3 separate regions of the Mus musculus genome follow, and all the other regions are linked to region 2. The links are chromatin loops, found by intact Hi-C in ENCODE. Cell type or tissue: left cerebral cortex. All regions are shown on one strand.

Region 1 (8,000 bases), 470 kb after region 2:
GTTCCAGAACAGCCAGGGCTATACAGAGAAACCCTGTCTCGAAAAACCAAAAAAGAAAAAAAGAAAAGAAAAAGAAGTCTTGTGTCTTAGGGTTTTACTGCTTTGAACAGACACCATGTCCATGGCAACTCTTATAAGGATAACATTTAATTGGGGCTAGCTTATAGATTCAGAGGTTCAGTCCATTATCATCAAGGTGGGAGCCTGGCAGCATCCAGGCAGACATGGTGCAGGAGGAGCTGAGAGTTCTACATCCTCATCTGAAGGCTGCTAGCAGAAGACTGGCTTCCAGGTAGCTAGGATGAGGGTCTTAAAGCCCATGCCCACAGTGACACACCTACTCCAACAAGGCCACACCTTCCAACAGTGTCACTCCCTGGCCCAAGCATATACAAACCATCACACCTTGCTTCCCTGGAACCCTGGGAATTTCTTCTCCTTGGATGAAGCCCCCACCCCCACACTTCTGCCCTTTGGGGCACAGGAGCCATTGTGGCCTCCGTGTAACATGCCTGTTAACATTGGCTTGCAGTTGCATCTGGGCACAAGGGGAGAGAAGGGATTTTACTGAATCTGTTTTCCATGAACCTGTTATTAACTACTCCAGACCCCAGCACAAACCAGCCACCAGGGCAAGCCCATGCAAAGCAGCTTTGGATGTTAATGGTAAGGTATCTCTCTCCCACCGGAACTGTCCCCGGTCAATCATGATTCGATGAAATGGTCAATAGAATTCCCTTACCATGCTTTTCATGTTGAAAAAAAAAAAATGGGCTGGGTTTCAGTGGGATATCGCCATGGAGAAGTCCTGGCCTCTGAGCAGGAGGGGGAAAGGATACCGTGGAATCTAAGATGATTTTGGTTGCTGATGTCAGAAATCACAACAAAGAGACACAGTCTGTAAGTGAAAGTGAAGGCGTGGGTGATGTGCCAGCAGGTATCAGTTACATATAGAATCTTGGCTGAGGCGGGACCCCGTGTCCACTTACCTCTCAGTGCTGGGACGCCATCCGACTTGAACCTGTACACAAGCTGCTACAATCTCTGTGAGTTCTTACGTACATCTACCCTGCTGTGTCTGGAAGGCTGTTTCCTCAGAGCCACCAACTACCTCTGGCCTTTGTTATCTTTCTGCCTCTTCTTCCACATAAACCTCTGAACTGTAGGGGAAGGGACTGATGCAGACATTCTATTTAGGACTGAGCGCCTCAAAGTCTCTCACTCTACACACTGCCCAGTTGTGGGTCCCTGTGTTGATTCCCACCTACAGCAAGAAGAGGCTTCTCTGGTGAGGGTGGAGAGAGGCTCTGATCTGTGAGCATGCGAGTATGTCATCAGGAGTCATGTTATCGCTCTTTCTTTGGCAGAATGATAGCAATATGTTTTCTCTTATGCACATGCCCCGTATAGTCTTGGGTTCTTGGCCGCTTTAACAGTGTCAGGTATGGGCCTTACATCCAATCAAAACGTGATTGGTTGCTCACACAAAATTTGTTTCACTATTCCACCACTCTATGTCGCAAGCCGGGTAACAAAGATTATTATGTTTCTCCTCAGTGTCATGCAGACACCATCACAGTATGAATGCTAAGTAGGGTGAAGCTGCTAGTAAGACACCAGCTTGGCCTTTCCATGTCCAATGATGTAAGGAAATGCTCTCTTCAGCACTGGAGTCTAACCATCAGGTTGTAGAGAGCACCCAATAGCCTTGGTAATAGCTTGTAACGTTTAGGGAAGCATCTATGGGACCCCCTTTGGCCAATGAGTCAACAAGATGTAACCAGTTCCTGGCACCCACCGGAGGTTTTGCTTGGTGGCAATGCAATGACCAATAGAGCCAGCTCATTCAGCTACTCAGGGTGGTGTGGCCCTGGCTGTCAGGCACTGAGAGGCATGCGGTGAACATTCAGTAAAATGCCCCCATTTAAATGTAGAGTCTAGTGGGTGTGGGCGAATAGAAACACGCATGGACACATGCATAGAACATGGCTGTCACTTGTGCTGTGCTTCCTAGTCAAACCGGAGACCACATCCAAGCACGGGAGACTCGGGTGATCTGCAACTCCCTTCCTGAAGGCCAAGGCAGAGCGTGTTTCTCTCTGCTTGTGTCCTTTGTCCCCACTGTTGCTGGGTCTTCCCTCCCAGCAGGTGTGACTGTATCTCCCTTATCTTCCAGCAGCAGCTGGCTCCCCTACAGGACAAGAGCGTGAGCAAGCGTGGGGTTATACCGTCTTCTCTCCTTAGTAACACAGGGCCCACAGATCCAGTCTCTTACGTTACCTGACCTGACTTCAGCCGCAGGTTTTGTGTAACTGCAGGTAAAGGCAATTCCAAGTATAAGAGGTGAATTGGGAAGGAGAAGGTTTAAAGACTGGGCTGCAGGCCCACAGATCTCCACAGAGGGAATGTGATGGGAAATTCTAGGCCTTGGGGGTTCCTTATTGACCAAGTACTTGGGACATGTCCAATAAGCCTCTTATCCTGTGTGTAGTTACGACACACAACCTAGAGTGTCTAAGACAGTGTAGCTTTAAAAGCTGTATATCTCGGCCGAGCGCATGGCTCAGTTGGTAAAGGGCTCGCCTCGAAAACCCAGGGAACCTGAGTTCATCCCCCAGAGGGTACATTTCAAAAACCCAGGGCTGGTGATTCACACCTGCAATCCCAGCACCAGAGAGGCAAAGACAAGTGTATCTCTGGGGTTTGCTGGCCAGCCCAGCTAGCCCTACTTGGTGAGTTCCAGCCCAGAGAGAATCTCCATTTCAAAGAACCAAGAGGGATGTCTCCTGAAGAGCAAACCCCGAGGTTGTCCTTGAACCTCCACACACCAGTACATTCCACACACATGCAATCTTTCTCTCCCTCTTCTGCTTCCTCCCCTCCCCCTCCTCCTTTCCCTCTGGGTTCCCCTAGATTCTCATCCCATTGTTTCTGTCCCACTAGAGAACCCTGATGTGGAAGGAAGTACTTTCCTTTGCTAGTGTCTGAGGAGGGGGTAGCAGCTTCTACTTGAGACACGGTTCACCTCTGCCTAAACTGAGCGCAAACACTGGAGACCGTCCTTGCTTGGAGTTTTAAAATCCTGCTCATTGCAGACACACAGCTGAGCTACACGTGAGAGCTCCCCTCCCCGCACACGTGCTGCGAATGACTCATTCTCTTCCCCTCCATCCCACATCTTCCCAAGCCCTGTCCTTCAGCCTTTTGCTTCTAAGGGTGATTGTGACTGATTCTCCACCCAAGCCCTTGAGCGCCCTGATCTGTGAAGTCATGTGTATTTAGCGCCACCTAGTGGACATGAAGCATAAAGCCCAATACAAAAACGTTTGCGACTTTGAGTCTGGGTGAGGAGAATCCAACATTACCGTCACGTGTAGTTAGCGCCACCTCGTGGACAGGAAGCATAAAGCCCAATACAAAAGCGGGTTTCCATAGTTGGAAACTTTTGAGTCTGGGTGAAGAGAAACCAGCATTACCAAGTTCGTGGGCTTGAATTACGCTTGTATCCCGTATGTAGCTGCAAACTCCAGAGACAGACCCGGATGGTGAGCTCGGTCTCAGTGAAGCACACCTGGGTGCCTCCACCAGCCTGAGTCTCTCCCACTCTGTGTCTGGCTATAAACGAGCTGGACCCACACCAGGAGGGTGCCTTTATCAGAGGCCTCAGTACATCAAGAGCCCAGATGGTTTGGAGACTTGAACTAACAATCAATATGTTTGAATTACACCGTGGCTAAGCCCAAAACTAGTCAGTGCCTAGCTGTTCCTCCACAGGCTCCTGTGTTTGAACCCTCGGAAGGCAGTGGAGCCTTCTGGACATGGGCACAACAGGCAGATATAGGCCACTGGGTTGGGTGGGTTTCAAGGGCTTTAGCTTTTCTTTGTGTATTAGAGTTTTCTAGAGTCACATAACTTAGGGAATGTCTCTCTATATTGAAGGAATTTGTTTTGATGACTTACCGACTATAGTCCAACTACCCCAACAATGGTCAGCTGTGAATGGAAGTCTAAGGATCTAGTCCACGAAGCCAGTTGTTTCAGCTGGTCTTCTGTAGAAGGAGATTCCAAAGGATGTGCTGGCAAGTAAGTGCAAGCAGGCAAGGAAGAGCGAGTCTTCCTTCTTCAATGTCCTCGTGTAGGTCTCCAGCAGAAGCTGTGGCCCAGATTAAAGGTGTGTACCACCATGCCTGGATCTGGGACTTGCTTTGTCCCAGGCTGACTTTGAACTCGGAGAGCTCCTTGCTTTAGTCTCCTGGGATTAAAGGCGTGCACTGCCTTGCCTGGGCCTAAGCTTTTCATAGCCGCTGTGCCTCAAGATCTCCATGCCAAGATCCAGGTCAGAAACTTATGTCTTCCAGCCTCAAGATCTAGATCACAGGTGTGCCCTCCAATTCTAGGTTGTCATTCATTCCAGATTTAGTCAAGGTGACAACCAGGAATAACCATTATACTCTGCTTCCCTCTGCTGTCATGATGCTCAGCTTCTCCAAGCTCCCTCTGCTGCTAGTTGGTCCACAGTGCCCTCCATACCTTCCTTGACCCCAAACAGGACCACCCCCCCTTGGGTGCTTCAGCCAGTGCTTGCTCACAGTGACAGACAGGACTGAATAGCTGCACCCTCTAATCTCAGGGTCGGAAACATTTAGAGCAGGCGCCACTGTGTAACCTCCATTCCTCCCCGGGTCCATAGCCTGCCCTGCAGAACTCAGGCTTGGCAACATCAGCTCTGTCATGAGCCGGTTTCTAGGAAATGTCTCTCTCTAAAAGAATGCATACTCTAAACTAAAAGCCTGAAATTCTTCACAGCGGATGCCAACCCCGTGTCAGGTTTTCAGGGTGGCGTGCAGAGGCCTCCAGGGGCCAGAGTCCACACTGCTTTCTTTGAGCTGCCCCTGGACGCACTTATCAACAGTAACACTTACTGAAAACCAACCAATAACCAGCAGACTTCTCCTCCCCTGTGGTTTGGAGGTTGATAGGCAAGGCAGGATTCAAGTGCAATTTACCTAATCGCCCTAAGGCTCAGCTTATCAGCAAGGTGGAAATCATCCAGTTATGGACAATCCTCAGCTATACAGATGTCTCTGGGTGGCTAGGTTTTCAGTACTGGAGGCCTCTGACTCACACTTGTGGGTTTTTTACTGAGAAGATTGATGGGGTGGGGGTGACTAGAGGAGGGTATAAATCTGTTTTTTTTTTTTTAATTTGTTTGTTATATATGTGCACTGTAGCTATCTTCAGACACACCAGAAGAGGGCATCAGATCCCATTACAGATGGTTGTGAGCCACCATGTGGTTGTTGGGAATTGAACTCAGGACCTCTGGAAGATCAGTCAGTGCTCTTAACCGCTGAGCCATCTCTCCAGCCTTAAGTCTGGGGTTTTATCTAAGCCATTTAGGGCCAGGTGAAAATAAAAGCGGGTGAGCCCCTGTTTGGAAGTGGATTAGCTACTGTCTGGTGCTATGCTAAGGCATCATGACTAAAAGCAACTTGGGAGGAGAAAGAGTTTGCTTGGACCGTTACACTGCCCAAGCACAGTCTATCATGGATGGAAGTCAGGGCAGGGACTCAGCAGGAACCTGGAGGCAGGAACTGAAGCAGCGACCACCGAGGGGTCCTACCTACTAGCTCTCCAGGGCTTGCTCAGGGGTGGCACTGCCTTTCATGGCCTAGGTCCTCCCACATCAGGAAAGTGTCCCCACAGACTTGCCTACTGGCCGGTCTAATAGAGAGATTTTTCTCTTTCCTTTACATTGAGGTTCCTCTTCTAGATGGCTCTAGCTTGTGCCAAGCTGACATAATACTGAGCAGCCAGGAAATGAGTAAGAGGTTCAAGGTAGTGGCCGTGGAGAACTAGATGGGAACACATGCGGGAGGCACCCCATGTAACTAGATTTAAACTTTTTGATTTATTCTTATATTTGAGTGTGTATATCATAGGTGTGTGTGTATGAGTGTGTGTGTGTGTGTGTGTGTGTGTGTGTGTGTGTGCATGCACACATGCATTTGGACACACGTGTATGCATGTGGAACCAGAGGCCACCCTTAGGTGTTAATCCTCAGGGGTCATCCGCCGTGTTTTTGGCACCAGGTCTCCCTTAGTCCCGGGGCTTGCTGGTTCCGCTAGACAGGCTGTCCAGTGAGTCCCAGATCCCCACCTCTCTGTGGGACCACGAGGGAACAGCACAAGGACTTTCTGTTTTGCAAGGGTCCTGGAGGTGGGACTCAGGTCTCCACATCAGCACAGCAAGCCTCACCCCTGCATGCTCTCCTCGCTGAATACAGAGCAAACCACTGTGACCATTTAGGAGGACATCAAAGCCACTAAGCCAACAGACAAGCTTTAAAAAAAGGTTTATTAAAAAACTAGACAACATATGTAAACATTTTTGTCAGCCACAGGCTTCTGATCATAGCGTGTCCGGACCCCAGATGTTAGTCTGCTGTGAGAGGAAAAAGCAGAGTATGGGTCAGTAGGAACCAGATTAAATGATCTATTGGGTCACCAAGGTCCACAGAAAATGAAAGTCCAGGTCCTGCTAGGTGTGTAGCATGCACCGAAAATCTGGGATGTCAGTGAAAACCCCAGCAGCAGTGAGTCGGATTGGCTCCTTATGTTTTAGCATGGCTTCCTTTCTAAATTCATCACAGTGGAGCAAAATGAAGAGAAGGGAGGCTGGAACACAGAGCTAGAGAGGACGTGACACATAGACAGGTCTGATTTCACCATCTCCGTCATACACACACTCTGAGGAAGGCTGGGGCAGAAGCAAAGCTGAGCACACCATCTGTTTCAGTATTTTCCTTCCGTGCACTGGGTATTTGGGGGCACGTCTTTTACTTTTAGCGTCTCGTGAAGAGAAGAGGCCAAATGGTCTACCCAATGTGACAAATGTCGAGCCAACTGCGCCCCTGTTAGACCATTTAATAAACACTGAGGTGAAGCAAAGTCGGAGAGTGGAAACAACACAGGAAGTCTGGTGAAAACCTAAAGTTTTGCTCTGAGCACCTGAAACCTGCGTAGAGCAGGCAGCGAGATCTTCCCCGAAGGTCACCTGCTGACAAGCCTGTATGGGACTCAGATCTGTCATCGCACCTATTTAATCCCCTTTAAATTCCTGCTATTATCGGTAAGTCGAGATACAATGTTAAATAAGACGTAAGGGCTACGGATAATTTAGCTTCCTACTGTGTCAGAATTTAAGTATTTACTATCTGCCTCTCAAATAACTATGTTCTGGTGACAGACAGAAGGGGATCACAGTACTCAAGAAACCCAGACAAGGGCACTGAGCTCCTGAAGAGTCAGTCGCCCAGCCCCGATGATGCACCGCTCTCTCTGTGAAGTTACGCAGGTGACTCGTGAATAGCTTTAAGTTGTTTCCAATCACATCTGCTCCCCAAAGTCACTTCCAGAAGTCATCTGTGTCTTCCCGCCATGCCTGCTCACCCTCACAGATGCACATGTTGACTCGGAGTTCAGTGGAGCATGAAAAGCTGACTGGAAACCTGTCCTGCCATCTCCTGCACAGCAGTGTTGTTAGCGTTGGCAAAACTGCAGGCTCAGGGAGACTTAAAACCACACAACATGCATGTCCACAGCACACGGGTTCTTCGCACATAACCAGCCATGGGTCTTTTAATTTTTAAAGACTACAAGAGCATGAAGGAATTTCCCACCTCTGGCTACTAATGATGAGCCGTTTCTTCAGGGAAACCTACAGAGTGGCCTTGTGCAGGGTGCCAAATATGAATGCCTGGTCTCAGTGATGCTCGGCAGTTACTGCTAAAAAAAACCTTGCCCTGTTTTCTTCCTGTCTCCCCCCTCTTCTGCTTTCTGTCCTCTGTGATGTGAAGACAGCCCACTCAGCCCTTCCCACTGTTGCACTGATCCCTCCAAAACCATGAGCCGAGTAACTAGTGCCTCCCTTTAAGTTGTTCTAGGGCATTTTGGTTACATGAGACAACAATATAATATATTCGATCAAACTTTCAAAA
Region 2 (8,000 bases):
GTGACACAGCAGTATGGCATTAATTTCCATTATTCTAATATTTAATGATAAGGAGGCTCCTTTTGCCCACTTTTTAAATGGGATCAGTTATCTTATCAAGAATCATGAGGTATTTTTTTGTTTTTTAATTCTGGATTCAAGTTCTTAAAGAAATATGTGACTTGTGAGTATTATCTCCATATTTGTGAGCGCATCCTTAGGCATTTTCTTAATCATCTTTGAATAGACCCAGTTTTCCCTTCCCAATCTACATAGTTATTTCTTCTTTGTCTTACTGAAGTAGGTAGCAACCCAGGTATTGTCTGATCACTGAGGACATTTGAACAAATGTTAACCCATTGATTAGTTAACTTCATCCAACTTCATTGTGTAGTTTTTGTATTAAAGTGCTAACTGCCAGAAGCACGCAGAATAACCTATCTTAGTTTTTATTTATTTTATGTGCAACTATATTTGCCTAATATGCAGCTCTTATTCCAAAGGGGGAAAGGAAAATAAACAATGTATTTTTATAATAAACTTTTTATATAATGATTTTATGCTTTTTCTTAGAATAGATCCCTCACTTTAATTAAGGCAGTCCTTCATAGTTTGGATGATGAGATCTTTTGCTATTCCAACAATTTAGTAACTCTTGTTTACAGAGAACAAGTGCTGATACACACTGTGACTCAAGCTGCTTTTGTCCTGGAATCATTTCTGCAAGTCCAGAGGAGTAAATTCCACTTGTGTGAAAGTCCAGAAAGAGCCTAGGAATTTTCAGTCGACTGTGAAGACTGGAATCCTCCTGCTTCAAATTTTTCCTTGAATTTTAAGTAGTCTCTTCTTTTGTCAAAATATTTTATCTATGGAGATAAAAAGGCCTGACATTAGAGCAAGTTACACAGCTTAGGGAATCAAAAGCACAGATTTAAACGTAGCATGTTACTCATTATCAATGATACTGAAGCAGGATGGTAGTTTGTATTCTGGAATCCTGAGTCAGGAGTCTAGTCAGCTTCTAAGAAGCCTGAAGAACCAGGAGTCTATCCTTCATGACTAGTGTTTCTGTTTAGTGTCCAAACGACCTGGGAACTTATGAAACAGTTTTATGCACACTGGGGCCTAGTAGGTCAGGAAACTTTCAGTTTTACAGATGATTGCTGGCTATAGGTTCAGTGTGTCGAATAAGTTATTGCCCCTGGCATTTTTCTCAACTCTGTTTTATCTAGAAGCACACACATCTGGGGAGGCAGACAAATGACTAACTAGTCACATTATGAAGATTTGGGGTTTTTATTCACAGCTTCCTCTCTCTTCATGGGGTGTGATACTGACCCAGCACCTGTAGACAGGACAAATGCAGGACACCCCCTCCCCCCCAACATGTGCACTGTGAGACTAGAAAATGCTGCTCTTGTTAAAAGCCTTCAGTGTATGCCCTAATGGACCCCCCCCCCCCCCCGCCTTGTTCACTGAGAAATCGTGTTCTCTTGCATAACAGGCAGATTTGAATGGCGCACCCTCTGGCCCAGAGTATCAAAGGTAGCCCTGACTGCCAACCCAGGTGTAGGTTTCAAACAGTTTCTGAACACGATGTTCAATCTTTAACTTCATGGGAAACAGGACCCCAGTTCAGAGTGGGTAAGGAACTGTTTGTATACAGCTCCACTAAGCCTGTCACAACACTGCTTCCTCTGAAGCCTCATCCCTCCCCTTAAGTCCCTTTGGTTTGATGGCCTCTGTCCCTCTGTTGTATTTGACATGGTATTCATAAATCTGTTCAGTCTGTCTGTCAATCTTGAACTAACTGCACTAGAATGGGTGTTGCATAAAGGATATAAGATTAAAAAGCATATGATATCCCTCACATTTTGTGGCAAATTATTGTAACATCTGTCAGGATCAATGCCCCAAGAGACAATTACATTTAAAGGTAATTTAGGCATTCCATCCCAACTTAAATGGGGTGGGACAAGCCATACCTTCTACAGGACTGATTGATCAGAACGGGAGTGACTACGGAGAGGTTTGATTGCTGCCAGGTCTGTCTTTAGCTCTCTCTACTCTTAAGCTCTCTTAATCCCTTGCCCTCTTCTGTGACTGACATAACACCCTGGTGACAGGTGAAACCTTCTGTAATGTTTTAACAGACCACTGGCTTCCACCAACCAGAAGGCTTCCTTTGCTGTAACAAACTTACCTTTTGTTTCCACCGTTTGTTCTGTTCCATAAGACTGCATAAAACTTCTGCCAAATGGTATCTGGGGAAAACCTCATACTCTGTTCCTGAGCCAGTCACTCATATTTGGCTACAAAACAGACTAGCCCTTGAAGCGAGAGCAGTATTTTGGTGTTGACAACAGCTTGTCCAGAACTCAGCACCTCTTAGGGTGTTTCTCCTCCCGAACCTGTGGGTGCACCAGCCACCCTGAGCTGTGGTTCTCTTGTCCCTGCATAGCACATGCCCACATCTTTCTCATAGGACCGCTGTAGAGCAGAGTACACGTACACTTCAGGATCTTAGTTCGAATCCTCCACTACAGAGGCTGCTTCATCCTGGAGAAATGTTTCTCCTCTGATGCATGACTCCCGCGGCATAAATCTGGATGCAAGACCTCCCAAGGCTGAATTTAAAATCCCAGCGAATGAATCCAAGTGTCTCTCTCAGAACACATTCCCATGATCCTCCATCTCCTCCCCACCCTCTCATGCACGAGTGTCTTTGGACACACCTCTCAGTCTTTATAGGAGTCGACAGAGGCTGGGACAAGGCGAAGAGAGGGAAGAACTAATACTGAGTGAGCCAGACTGCTTAATATGACCAGGCTCTAGGGGAGGAGCTGTGAGAAAGGCTATGGACGCCTGCAGAAGTCACAGCGCTGTACCACCAGGTCCCTTCTCCAGAGTCTGGTAGCGCTGTCATTTTCTCCAGTAATACCAACTAACTGGTGACTTCCAACGCGTGACCTTGCTCCTCAAAACCCACCCTAAGGTGAGGGTGCGCGCAGGGATGTGTTGCACCCCGCGGGACTTACCCACTGCTGGGGGCAGCTGGCCTCGAACGAGCTCCTCAGCTTCTGGCACCGGGCCGCGTCCTCCGCGTTGTCGTCCAGGCAGCGCCAGTACAGGTCGCGCGCACCCCAGCATGCCTGCCTTTCCTTCATGGAAGGGGCTGCCATTCCTGCCTGCAGTGGTCACGCGGGAAGCCACGCAACATGCGACCGGGGCTCAGCCTACGTGGGAGAGCGGTGTGGACTGTGGTTCCCGCACGGCGGTGTCGCCCCGCAGGTCCACCGACTGCACAGGGAAACTCACTGCGAAAGTACCCGCCGCCGATTGACCTGCCCCGGCCTCCGTTTGCAAATAGAAGGGCGGGACTTCCGGCCGAGTCCGTTTCTCCGGCGGATAATTTCCGGCACCAGGGGCGTGGCCTATGGGCGGAAACTAATATCTGATTGGTACCGCCCTCTGTAGCTGCGGCTGCCCTGATTGGCTGAAGAGGGACCCGGAATTGGCGGAGGCGGCCGAGCCGGCACCAAGCTCCGTTCTCAGAGTGTGGTGAGAAGGGGATAGCTCGCCGGAGAGCGCCGACTCTGGGTGAGGGTGAAGCTGAGGTTGGCCATGCTAGAGGTTCCCTGTGCCTTTTATCAATGTCAGGTTATAAAAAGGTATCCGGGCGTGGTGGCACACGCCTTTAATCCCAGCACTTGCGGGGCAGAGGCAGGCAGATTTCTGAGTTCGAGGCCAGCCTGGTCTACAAAGTGAGTTCCAGGACAGCCAGGGCTACACAGAGAAACCCTGTCTCGTATATTTATCTCATTTTATCGATATGGCTGCAATTATGACTGTGCATAATGGTACATCAAGAGCAGACATGAATGAAATGGGAAATAAAAGCAGTGATGTTCGCAGCCAGCCACAGCTGTCTGTATATCTCTTCCCGACCGTCATAATCAAGAATTCATTGGAAACTGAAATAACAGTAGCAATTTCAGTAGTGAAGTTTAGCTCTGTAGATGACAAGAAAGTGAGGCTCTTATAAACAAATGAAGTTTAGCAAAGTGTACAGTTTCTAGAGAGATGGTGCTAGTAGAAATTTAAATTTGCACTGAAAATCCTTCTACAGACAAATTCCAGATAGTTCCTCCAGGAGGTTCCTCTCGACTTTTACTAATTAAATTCTACCTGTATTCTTGCTACTGTTAACTTGTACTAGTTACAGAACCTCCCCAACTCTGAAATAACAAACTCCTTGGAACTCATTGATTTATAAGAGAGAGGAAGAGGAGGGAGAGGGATAAAATGGTGTGATAATGCTTTATATGTCTCACTTAACTAAGAGGGTTTGCTGTAGAAGGATTAATGTACATGATTATGGGAGCCATCCAAGACTTTGTTGAAGGTGTTAGACATTATGCATTGTATGTTCCCCAGTGTCTTGCCAATATATTAAAAAAAAAAAAAAGTCCTATTCAAAACTCTGGTGGACCTGTATGAGAAAATATGATTTAGGGGTTGAAAATTAATTTTTAAAAATTTATTATTTTGTATGCATGGGGGTACTACATGCATGCAGCCTTGAAAAGGTTTTTTTTTAGCCCCACTCATCTACACAAACCCAAACAGCATCATGAAATGGACAGAAAAGACAAGTTGCAGTGCAGGCATTCACTATACCTACAAACCGTAAGACATAGAAACCCTTTCCTTCTCTAAAGGTGCACAAGACAGATGCAACACTGCTGAGAAAATGAGCAGTCTATGCAGATACTGAATCCTCATTGGTTACCACAGCAGTATATGCAAATACTGACGTCCTCATTGGTTAGCACAGCAATCTATGGAGATACTGACAGACATCCTCACTGGTAACCACAGCAATATATGCAGATGCTGACTTCCTCATTGGTAATCATAGCAATATATGCAGATACTGATATTCTCACTGGTAACCACAGTAATATATGCAGATATTGACAGACATCTTCACTGGTAACCACAGCAATATATGCAGATACTCACGATATTCTCACTGGTAACCACAGCAATAAATGCAGATACTCATATCCACTACAGTATTAAGGATAAATACATAAATAGTAAAACCATAAAGGGCAGCAAAGATTATCACAACTGTCTCTAGGGCTAGGAGAGATTTGATCAGGAAGGGCACACAGAGACTGAATGTGAAGCCTTTGGGTTCTGCTCCTAGACCTGGGCGTTTGCTTTCTAAGCACTTTTTTAGCCATGCACATGTTTTGTTTATGTTTTTCTGCATGAATGTGTGTGCCCAGGTTTTAATAGAATAAGTAATTGGCCCAAGAGAGTTGATCATTGTTGTAATTGATCTACAGAAAGATAATAGCAGCCATTATAGAGAGCTTGATTACTAAATTTTAATGTGTTTACCATCTTATATGTTCTTTCTGGCCAAAAGTCAGCCCAGGAGAGTCCTGGCCAAAAGTATAGGCCCAAGAAGGGTTATCATTGTTGGGGCTGATCTACAAGAAGATAATTATGACCACCATATAAAATATGATTATTGACTTTAATGTGTTTACTATATCTGTTCTTGGGCAGTGTTTAGTGCTATATACCACTCATGCAGCCACAGTTCTTCCTTGTCTGTGATGAGACTGAGGCAGAGAGGAGACATACTGCCAAAATGAGTGTACTGTAGTCGGGTTCCTGACTTATCCCCTCAGGAGATTCAACCACCAAAAAGGAATCTAGAGGTTTGAATGGACAACAGCAAAGTCCACGTGCACATTATCAAAATATTGCAGACAACAGGGCCAGTAAAAGAATGTAAGTGCCACAAGAAGGTGGCAGGTGTGCGGTCGCCCAGCCCGGGTGTAAAATGGAGAGCCAGTGAAGAGAGGTCAGGGACAAGGGTGGAAGGCAGGCGGTGCTGGCAGCTCCAGCCACAAGAAATTGTGCGAGTCACCCAGTCTGAACCGAGTGGATCCCCAAACTCCTGGTGGCAGGGCAGGACAGACTCCGTTGTAGGGTGTTGTTTTTCTGTTGCTGCCCACAGACTTTTATTTATACTCTGCTTTTCAAAGCAGTTATCAGAGACACCTACTCAGGAACACAAATGGGGCCGATTCCTTTGACTTCAGTGTTGCTACACACCCTTCTGAACACCAGGTCCATCTGTCCTGGTGTTCTCCTCCTGTTAACTAGAGATGTGCTGCAAGGTTTCGCCTCCCCTCCCCTCTCCTCCTCTATCCTCCCCTCTCCTCCCCTCCTTCTCTTTGTTTCCTCCCCCCCCCCCCCCCAGCCCTTATTTTCCTTGTCGAGTTGATCTAACCTCACAGCTTCAGTTACTATTTCTGTCAGAAAAGCAAGACCAGGTTTGGGCCTTAAAATAAATATTCCTTTTTCAGGTCCCCAGTGGACAGCTCCACTAATTTGTTTTTGAAACGTCTGCACTGGGTCTGTCTATTCATCTCCTGTCTTTCATCTATCATTTACCCCCTATTATTAAATCATCCATTGACTCTCTCTATCCCTATTATTTGTGCGTATCTAGCATCTGTTGTTGCTCTGTTTCTACTTTTGTCTCTGTGTATCTAGCCGGCTATTAATTATGCAAGCATGTACATTTTATTATGTGTATGTTTTTACCCATTCATTCATCCAGTCATATGCATAGCTTGCCTTGTGCTGTTTACTCAAATTCACAGATGTTGCCAGCCTGACATTATCTGTTGCTACTGAAAGCAGCCGATTACAGCATACCACCTGACTGTGGGCTCTACTACTACTTTTCTGATTTATTTCTAGCACTTGTTGCTATGGTTTGGATATGGTGTGAATGTGCTTAGAGGGCTTAGGTTCATGTATTGAATGATCGATCTCTTGTACAGTGGTGTTAAGAAGTGGTGTGATATTTAAGATGTGGGGCCTGGTGGAATGCTGTTGGGGGTGTGGCCAAGTCAAGGACCACAGAGCCTCCCACCCATGAAGGAATGTCAAAGTGTGTTCCCTCCTGATCTATGTGCGAGTGTGGACAGTGTGTGCAAGAAATGTCCACCATAGCTCCACACCCAGTGTTATTAGACGCGTTCTCACGACCGGCCAGGAAGAACACCACAGACCAGAATCTTCTGCGGCAAAGCTTTATTCTTACATCTTCAGGAAAAGAGAGCAAGAAGCAAGAGAGAGAGAAAACGAAAACCCCGTCCCTCTTAAGGAGCATTCTCCTTCGCCTCGGACGTGTCCCTCCTTGATTGGCTGCAGCCCATCGGCCGAGTTGACGTCACGGGGAAGGCAGAGCACAAGTAGTCATAAGATACCCTTGGCACATGCGCAGATTATTTGTTTACCACTTAGAACACAGGATGTCAGCGCCATCTTGTAACGGCGAATGTGGGGGCGGCTCCCAACATCTCCCCCTTTTTCTTTTAATAAGAGCAAATAGGCCACCCATATTAATGAGAGTGGAGATAGAGGTCAAATCCCCAGTGTGTAGGTAAAGGAGCCATGTACAGGATTAGCTCTTAGGCTTACAGGCTTTTACCCAGAGCAACCCTGACCTGCTCCCGTGTCGTTTTGCCTGGGGGAAGGGAACTAGGACACTGAACCTTCATGAAAGATGACATGTCTCCCTAGAATAGGCTCATATATGCCGCAGAGCCTTTCCATTGCAGTGCTTAGCCTTGCAACTCTCTCGGGCTGCTGAAGCACACTCACTCTACCCCGTGCAATGAGTCTAGCCTCATGGGATATAAGAGCTGAGTGGCCAGCGACCTATTGCCTAAGCATAGATAACCATATATCAGGGGGAGCTCCATGTTCTAGTCCTGCAAGCGCCTGGGCAATAACCACCTTGTCTCTCCTAGTTTAGGCCTTAAGCTTACAGACCAATCAAAGAAGCAACACTAATCCACAGCAAAGTGTATCTCCAAATAATATTAATCCCACCCATTTTTTAAAGAAAGAAAATGCTGAGGAGATCCAATTGGGTAATCTTTTGGTCAGGGACAGGTCCAAGCGCGTGGAGTTGACCTGAA
Region 3 (8,000 bases), 520 kb before region 2:
ATGTGATGCTTAAATTAGTATCACTCAGAATGAAACAGCTGTCCCAGAAAGTTTAAAGACAGCATCTAATAAATGATGTTAATTAAACTGCAGTCTTTAAAGTTGAATGACATGACAACATGGTGCTGCATTCCCTAAGTTCCAGACACATCTTACCAAGCTGGGGCTGGATCCAGGATGAAGTGGGGGAAGCAGGAAGCCAAGGCTGATTCAGGCAGGCAGAGTCCAGTAGGCAAGAGGGTAGGATAAGTTTTCACTCTTTTAGTTGTAAAAGTTCTGTCTTTGGGAAATGCCATGTAGAAAACCTAATGAGGTCTTTAAAACATAGCTCTAGGGGCTGGAGAGATGGCTCAGCAGTTAAGAATACTGACTGCTCTTCCAAAGGTCCTGAGTTCAAATCTCAGCAACCACATAGTAGCTCGCAACCATCCGTAATGAGATCTGATGCCCTCTTCTGTTGTTTGTTTGTTTGAGACAGGGTTTCTCTGTATAGCCTTGGCTGTCCTGGAACTCACTTTGCAGACCAGGCTGACCTTGAACTCAGAAATCCGCCTGCCTCTGCCCCCCAAGTGCTGGGATTAAAGGCGTGCGCCACCATGCCTGGCTGATGCTCTCTTCTGGAATGTCTGGATACAACTACAGTGTACTTACACATAAATAAATCTTAAACAAAAAACAAACAAACCCCATAGCTCTAGAGGCTGGAGAGTTGGTTTCTTGGTTAAGAGCATGCACTGCTCTTCAGAGTACCTAAGTTCAATTCCTAGTACCCACGTCAAGCAGTTCACAACTGTCTGTAACTTGAGCTCCTAGGTCCAACTCCTCTAGTCTCCCCAGACTTTGTGCACTTTTTCACTAACATAACCTACACACACATATATACAAGTAAAAAATAAAAGTGTGGGGCTGGAGAGATGGCTCAGTGGTTAAGAGCACTGACTGTTCTTCTAGAGGTCCTGAGTTCAATTCCCAGCAACCACATGGTGGCTCACAACCATCTGTCCGATGCACTCTTCTGCTGTGTGTCTGAAGTCAGCTACCGTGTACTCACATTAAATAAATATTAAAAAATAAATAAAAGTGTGTAGCTTTTACAGCAGAGAAAGCTCTATTTCCTGTATCCAAGACTGGATAATTTATGGTTGGTTTTCCTTACAGTATTTAGAACCTTTTCAGTTAAATTTCAGCAATTTTACCTGATCACTCTGGAGCATTTTTGCATAAACTATATAAAGATGTAACATTAGATTGTGCGTGCATATATAATCTATGTACAACTTACAGCTCCTGTGAGTGAGCAGGTTATATACATGCATAGATGTAACTTTATTTAATATGTGTATGATGTGAATGTGGAGGCCAGAAGAAAACTCTGGAGTTTTCTCCTTCCAAAGCATGGACTCACTCAGCCATCTCACTGGCCCTAGATACTTTGGAATTCGGTACTGTGTAACTGTTGAAATTCCTCCTTTAGAATGTGTGTGCTACTATGATTGTGTAAATCATTAAAAAATGTATTTTGTAGGAAATTTTCTAAAGATGCTTAGTGTAATTTCTTGGTACGTTCTATCTGATAAAATACTTAATAGCCACAAGACTATGTATATAAGTGGTCAAGAGTGGATAGAAGTTGGCTTTGTTATAAAAGTGCTGGCTAAGTACTGATTAGTCATGAGTATGAAACATTTTTTTCTTGTAAACTTTTTTTCTCCCTTAACATAGCTTCAAAAAATCCTTAAAGGGGCTAGAGAGATGGCTCAGCAGTTAAGAGCACTGGCTATTCTTCCAGAGGTGCTGAGTTCAATTCCCAGCGACCACACGGTGGCTCACGACCATCTGTAATGCTATCTAATGCTCTTTTCTGGTACGAAGGTGTACATGCAGGTAGAGCACTCATATGCATAAATGAAAAAAAAAAGCATTCTTACAATGAGAGGTGCAGGAAAGGCTTGCATCGGCTACCTCTTATCACTGTACCCAATTCTCAGAGACTGCAGCATAGCTTGTCACTGTCCCAGGTTTCGATGTTTCCTCAGTGAAGGGAGCAGTTGCTGTACCAGACTGCCTTTCCTTCAAAAGCCAGCCACAAGTGTGGTGGGTGGGTTCGAGCATTAGTAACGAGCTGGTTGGGAATCTTGATGGGGGTTGTGGAGGAGGGAGAGAACGACAAGACTGCAGTTTAATGACGGCACAAATCAGGGCCACCCATAGACTTTTTTTTTTTTTTTTTTTGCCCTTCTGCATTCCTTACAGGTTAAATTTTTTTGAACGAATTAACCCATTTTTCTTCTCCGCACCAGGGCTACATCATAAAATTATTTTGCAGTCAATCATTGTGTCTAATCTCAGTCACAACGCAATTTACAAAGCAAATACTGCCAGATCAGGCGGCTCAGGTCTTCCTTTAAAACCACAGCTCAGAGGATGAGGCAAAAGGATTGCAGGTTCGAGGCCAGGGCAGACTACACAGCAAGTTCCAGACCCTACTATGCTACAAGGGGAGAGCCCGTCTCAAAAACCTAAAAAGCAAACGCATGCACTTCAAGTCACAGGCTTCCTGAAGGACACAGTGAGATGAGATGCTGTTCTCAGCCGGCTCCCACCTTCGTCTTTCATTAGCAAGGACAGTGGATTAGAGGCTTCTGACTCAGCACGCCACAAACACGTGCTGCCCCTGACCCCCTGGTCACGGGATGACGCACAAATCCTTCTGCAGTGCACGCCCCGCCCCCAGCTTGGCGTCTCAGCCGCGCAGACTGGGTCCATCTGCGCGTGCGCACCAGGCGTTCCCGCGCAGGCACCGCCGCGGACAGCCCGCCGCGGACCTTCCCCCGGGGTCCTCGCGCGCCGGAAGTCCTCGCGCTCGGCCTTTTCCGTCTGGACTGGAGGCAGGCGGCTGCGAGCGGCCGGCGTGCTCCGATCGGTCGGAGCTAACCGCTGCCAGGCGGGCTGCCGCGGCCCGGCGTACGCCCCAGTCGAGCGAAGATGGTGGGCCGGAACAGCGCCATCGCCGCGGGCGTGTGCGGTGCCCTCTTCATCGGGTACTGCATCTACTTCGACCGCAAAAGGCGGAGTGACCCCAACTTCAAGAACAGGCTTCGAGAACGTGAGTGGGCCCCGCGCGCCCCCGAGTGCTCCCCGGCGTCGCGCTCTTGCGGCCAGGGTCCCGCCTGTGCCCGCGGGCCTCCATCTTGGAGGCGACCTGGCTCCATCTTGCTGGCGGTGGAATGCATGCTGATTCGGGGGAGGGGTAGCACTTTTTTGCCTTTCCCCAGCTCTGTAATTCTGGGGGATGGGGGGTGGGAGACAGGTCTTTAGCTCAGGTTAAGGTGGTTATCCTCCAGTTTCAAGGTCTCACCACGCCCAGCTCCATTCCCCCCCACTCAACTTGTGTTGAAGACAGGGTCCTCCTGTGTAGCTCAGGCTGTAACCCGCGCTAGCCTCGACCTCGTGGCAGCCAGCACCACCACCACCTCCCCAGCCCCCCGCTTCAACCTAGTGCTGTGATAACAGGCACGAGCCTTTCTCTATAACAGTCACCGTTGAAAACAATCATTCTTTATGTGTGTTTACGACAGGGGACTGCTGCAGTTGGTAGGTCGGCTTCGAACTCTTGGTGCCTCTCATTGCTAGCTTTTCAGACGGGTGCCTACCCCGAAGGCGGTGGTGCTCTATTCAGCAAACCCGTCGACGGTGCTGCCCCAGCACTAGCACAGTGGGGTGTCGTCCTTGCATTCTTAAACCCTCTTGGCAGCTTTGCTCTGGTGCTTCCAAGATATGAGTGAATGCTAGACAAAGTGCGGGGGAGTCCAAAGGGCTGCGCTCCTCACGTGGCTCAGTCTTATTTCATACCTGCGACATCTTCAAAGAGTTTTACCGGAGGGAAATCTTGGCACGCCTTGGGAAGTCATGGACATGTGATCCACCCATGAATTTACAGAGACTCTTTATTTTTCAATATATAGTCTGAAAGCACATTTGTTGGAATAATCTGGCCTTTTTTGTTTCGCTTTCTTGGGGGCTGCAGTCAGTCAGTTACTCCATTCTCTCGAATTTCTAAATGAGTTTTTTAATTTTTCGTAGTTATATATGGTCGGAGACTAATGAATTAGACGTACATCCTTTAATACTCATTATAGGACTTCCAGGACTTTTTGAGCCCGTAGGCCCCAAGTAGCCTCATCGTTTTCTTCACGTGGGGAGATAAGGAGAGTGTGTTTTTGTCCGATGGCTAGGTAGAGTAATGCGAAGAATGCATCTTGGATTTATAGACTGCGTTTTGGGGACCAGATTGCGTACTGACCAGCAGCATTCACTAAAAATCTCCTTAACTGTAAAGTACGGTGGTACAAGCTGCCTCTTGTTGGTTAGGTGGGATAAGTACTTGACCTACGGAAGGCTCCATAAATGCGGACTGTTAAGTGTGACTTTTGGGTCCACAAGTCTACTCAGTGTCTTGGGGCTGTGGGTCTACACATTGGGAGACAGCTAAGCAGGCTGATTGATTCCTTTGGAAAGCCTTGGTGGAAATCTTGAGAAAGTGGTTTTGGTTGAAGAAATAAGTTGTTTCAGGAAAATTATGGTTGTTTAAAACTTTTGAAGCCGGGCGTGTTGGTGCACGCCTTTAATCTCAGCACTCGGGAGGCAGAGGCAGGCAGATTTCTGAGTTTGAGGCCAGCCTGGGCTACAAATTGAGTTCCAGGACAGACAGGGCTACCCTGTCTCCAAAACAAAAACTTTTGAGGCAAGCTCACTCTGCAGACCTGTCTAGCCTGGAACTCAGAGATAAACCTGCTTCAGCCTCCCAAATGGTAGGATTAAAGGCGCGGCAATAACGCCCTGCAAGGGTGTTCTTTTCAAAATCATCTTTGCAGTATTAACTTTTTTGCCCTTCCCGTGATTGAATCCATGGCCTTCTGCAGCCTAGGCCTTCCGCCTCTGCTCCTCCCTGTGGCTTTCTGTGCTAGACTGCTTGTTTTCTCCGCTTGCCTTTAGTCAGAACCAGTTGATTTCAGTGACTTACTGACTGCAGCAGTGACAAGAAGGCAGAGGGAAGCCACACTTCAGAAGTCCTTGGTACTGTTGCTGATCGGTAATTAGTGAATGCTACAAGGTTGGTTTGTTTTGGCAAATTTTTGCTACCAAGTAGCAGTAAATTCACAAGTCTCTAAACTATGTAGTTGGGTGATTCTTAAGAATTTGAATAATATGAATTTAATTTTTTTGATGTACATGTACATCTGCAATGAAAGGATGGTGTTCTAAGTCGGTTTGCCTTTTAATGAAAAGGGACTTAAATTTAGGATTTGAAATTAGATGTCTTTTTTTTTTTTTTAAAGATTTATTTATTATATGTAAGTACACTGTAGCTGTCTTCAGACACTCCAGAAGAGGGAGTCAGATCTCGTTACGGATGGTTGTGAGCCACCATGTGGTTGCTGGGATTTGAACTCTGGACCTTCAGAAGAGCAGTCGGGTGCTCTTACCCACTGAGCCATCTCACCAGCCCGAAATTAGATGTCTTAATTCAGATTGACTTCATTACCCCCACCCCACCTCCGTTGGTGTTAAGGCTTGATCTGAGGTTTCTAAATACTGTTCCCACCCTAGGTGCGCCTCATTTATACTGCACACTGTGAAGGATACTTCACTTAGGAATTCACTAAATATGTGATTTGTTTTAAATAATGGCTTGCTTGGATTTGGAGTGGTTCTGAATTTAGGCTTTGCATGCTTTTGTTTTGAGACACCATCTCTAATCCTGGCTGTTCTTGAACTCAGAGATTCCCCTTGTCCTGTGCTGAGATTAAAGGCATTCACCTGGCTTACAGTTTGGCTTTGTTTTTTGTTTAATGAATATAGTTGTTTAAACTTGGTAGATTTACAAGTGTCTCAGGCTTATATCAACACATAACTATCCTTGCTAATTGAATGTGTGACTCTTTCAGCCTGTTTACCATTGTGACTTTATTACAGAGGTAGTCTTATGAAACTGAAGGCAGAACTCTAGTCATCCTGTTAAAAATGAAACACATTAAGGATCTTATCTTTATCTTCTATGTCCATGTCCTGCATTGGGTAGATGGTTGTGGAAATAAAGTTCATTGCCTTTTTATTATTTTCTCAAAATTCTGGTTTAGCATATTGTATTTTTCATTCCTTATTACCCAGTTTTGCTTTGTGAGGTGGTTTTCATCCGCATGCTGTGTCTTTGGTGATACAGGTAAAGGAAGACAAGGTGGTCTGGAGTCAAGCGCTTGAGTAACTGCTCATCACTTACGTTTTAGGTCTTAGCCAACAGGTCCTTCAGTTCCAGTTGACTCAGATTCATAGACTACTTTAAGGTTTTCAGAGATGTTTTGCTTGGTTGATGGCTTTTGCTTTTCTTGGCAAGACTGATCTTGGAGAGTTAAGTTCTCTTGCTTACAATTTGCCTATCTAGTGCATAGAGAAAATGCCTGTCACTTGTACCACCTGGCTGTTGTCTAGGTCATTGTATTGAGTAATTGTTACTCTCTAGGTATTGGGTATTTAACGATAGGATGCCAGAATGGCAGGATATGAGCCTAGGTTCTCGTACCACATGTTTTACATCTGTTAATTCCAAGGCTGCTGGAAGCCTCATAATTACAGATACTAGATGAGTTACTGGATGAGTTTTATTGAGTACCAGGTTCACTCTGGTGTAAGTGTAAGGCACTGAATATAAACCTGGCAGTGATCCCCATAAGCTAACAATTCTTTCTTAGGGCATACTGTTGCAGAGCACCGAAGCCATTGTTAACTAACCAGCCCGTAGTTAACAATTTCGGGATGGGGCTCAACCTCTTGCCCTTCTCTTTTGGTCAAATGTGTAAATACTGTTGGGACTAGTAGCCTGCCTGTAACCCTGCACTTGGGAGCTGAAGCTGTAGGAGCCTCAGTGTTGTAAGCCTGAGTGTGTCACAGAGCTTGTCAATCAAATGTCTTACTTTTACTGAACCATTTGGCTTAAGAAGGGATAGATTGCCGGGCAGTGGTGGCGCACGCCTTTAATCCCAGCACTTGGGAGGCAGAGGCAGGCGGATTTCTGAGGCCAGCCTGGTCTACAAAGTGAGTTACAGGACAGCCAGGGCTACAGAGAAACCCTGTCTCGAAAAACCAAAAAAAAAGGGGGGGGATAGTTTTTTTGTTTTGTTTTGTTTTTTTTTAATAGTAAAGCTGGAATCTGTATATTTCAGTAATAATGGCTTAATTATTTTATTTAGAAAGGGGGCTTTGTTCTGCTGCTGCACAGCTGTTGGGACAGTCTCTGTCTTCTGAATTGTTGGACCTGGGGATGCAGAAGAAAAGAGAAAGATCCTACCTAGAAACACCAGTTCACTCGCCAGGGAGGCAGGGATTCTGGAGGCAGGAACGTTTTGTAGAATTAATGATGGTTGCAGCAATTAGATGTCTTGATCCTTAATGATGATAGCCAAGTTTTTAATTTATTTTTCTTGTAGGAAGAAAGAAACAGAAGCTTGCTAAGGAGAGAGCTGGGCTTTCCAAGGTAATGAAAATAGTCTTGTGTTTTTGCGTGTAGATTGCATGCTCTCTAAGCCTCCTGTGTTTTCCTTTGGTGGTGGTAAGAGCAAATATGTTAATTGGGTAAGCAGCAAGATGAGAGTCTCCAGAGATGGACATGAAGAGTTAAAGTTCTCGGCTACTTAAAAATGGTTTTAAAAAATACAGCATTTGATTGGATTTTCCTTTCTTCCTTCCGACAGTAACCTTTAATCCTAGTTTGAGAAGCTCTGTTAGAGGCAGCCTGGGCAGCACAGTAGCAAAAGAACCACGTGTGTTAGTCCCACAGATCTTTAAGGTTTTTACACCTATGGATCAGAATTATATCAGGTTCTGACATTTAAAAAAACAAATTGTAATTTGTAGAATATAAATTTTCATTTTTTTCTTTTCATAGGTCCTTAGTTTACAATTTTTAATGACTGTAGGTTTTTATCTACTTAATTAAAAATATT

What was found. Hi-C counts contacts between places; a loop is a spot of excess contacts. Peaks named below come from ENCODE experiments on the same cell type or tissue, not always from the same donor. Only the 100,000 strongest peaks of a DNase experiment are listed, where the experiment ranks them.
Region 1: a loop joins it to region 2, with 2.4 times the contacts of the local background. A loop is called at or near these places in 2 of 42 quality-filtered maps.
Region 3: a loop joins it to region 2, with 3 times the contacts of the local background. A loop is called at or near these places in 5 of 42 quality-filtered maps.

The regions. Positions count from the first base shown.
Region 1 is chr8:125,945,780-125,953,779 of GRCm38, reverse strand. It overlaps Map3k21 (mitogen-activated protein kinase kinase kinase 21), which reads right to left. Exons shown (of 10, transcript NM_145608.2): 10 at 6,341-8,000. Among named protein-coding and RNA genes, the nearest start is that of Gm31069, 7.2 kb to the left of the region's middle. In left cerebral cortex, a CTCF peak has its summit at 3,338 (motif pointing left); DNase peaks (open chromatin) are centred at 3,307 and 6,700.
Region 2 is chr8:126,417,848-126,425,847 of GRCm38, reverse strand. Coa6 (cytochrome c oxidase assembly factor 6) reads right to left here and starts at 3,347. Exons shown (of 2, transcript NM_174987.4): 1 at 3,018-3,347; 2 at 413-845. The coding sequence starts at 3,161. The coding sequence ends at 750. Gm51604 (a long non-coding RNA gene) reads left to right here and starts at 3,478. Exons shown (of 2, transcript XR_003947620.1): 1 at 3,478-3,579. It also overlaps a transcript of Tarbp1 not described here. In left cerebral cortex, CTCF peaks have their summits at 3,447 and 4,143; DNase peaks (open chromatin) are centred at 2,706 and 3,407; H3K4me3 peaks cover 2,076 bases; H3K27ac peaks cover 1,471 bases.
Region 3 is chr8:126,940,710-126,948,709 of GRCm38, reverse strand. Tomm20 (translocase of outer mitochondrial membrane 20) reads left to right here and starts at 2,789. Exons shown (of 5, transcript NM_024214.2): 1 at 2,789-3,106; 2 at 7,485-7,531. The coding sequence starts at 2,986. Rbm34 (RNA binding motif protein 34) reads left to right here. Exons shown (of 11, transcript NM_172762.3): 11 at 1-1,538. LOC115486982 (a long non-coding RNA gene) reads left to right here and starts at 3,113. Exons shown (of 2, transcript XR_003947623.1): 1 at 3,113-5,113; 2 at 7,248-7,326. LOC115487043 (a small nucleolar RNA gene) reads left to right here and starts at 3,730; the gene lies at 3,730-3,863. In left cerebral cortex, a CTCF peak has its summit at 3,051; DNase peaks (open chromatin) are centred at 2,086, 2,734 and 3,782; H3K4me3 peaks cover 2,805 bases; H3K27ac peaks cover 2,183 bases.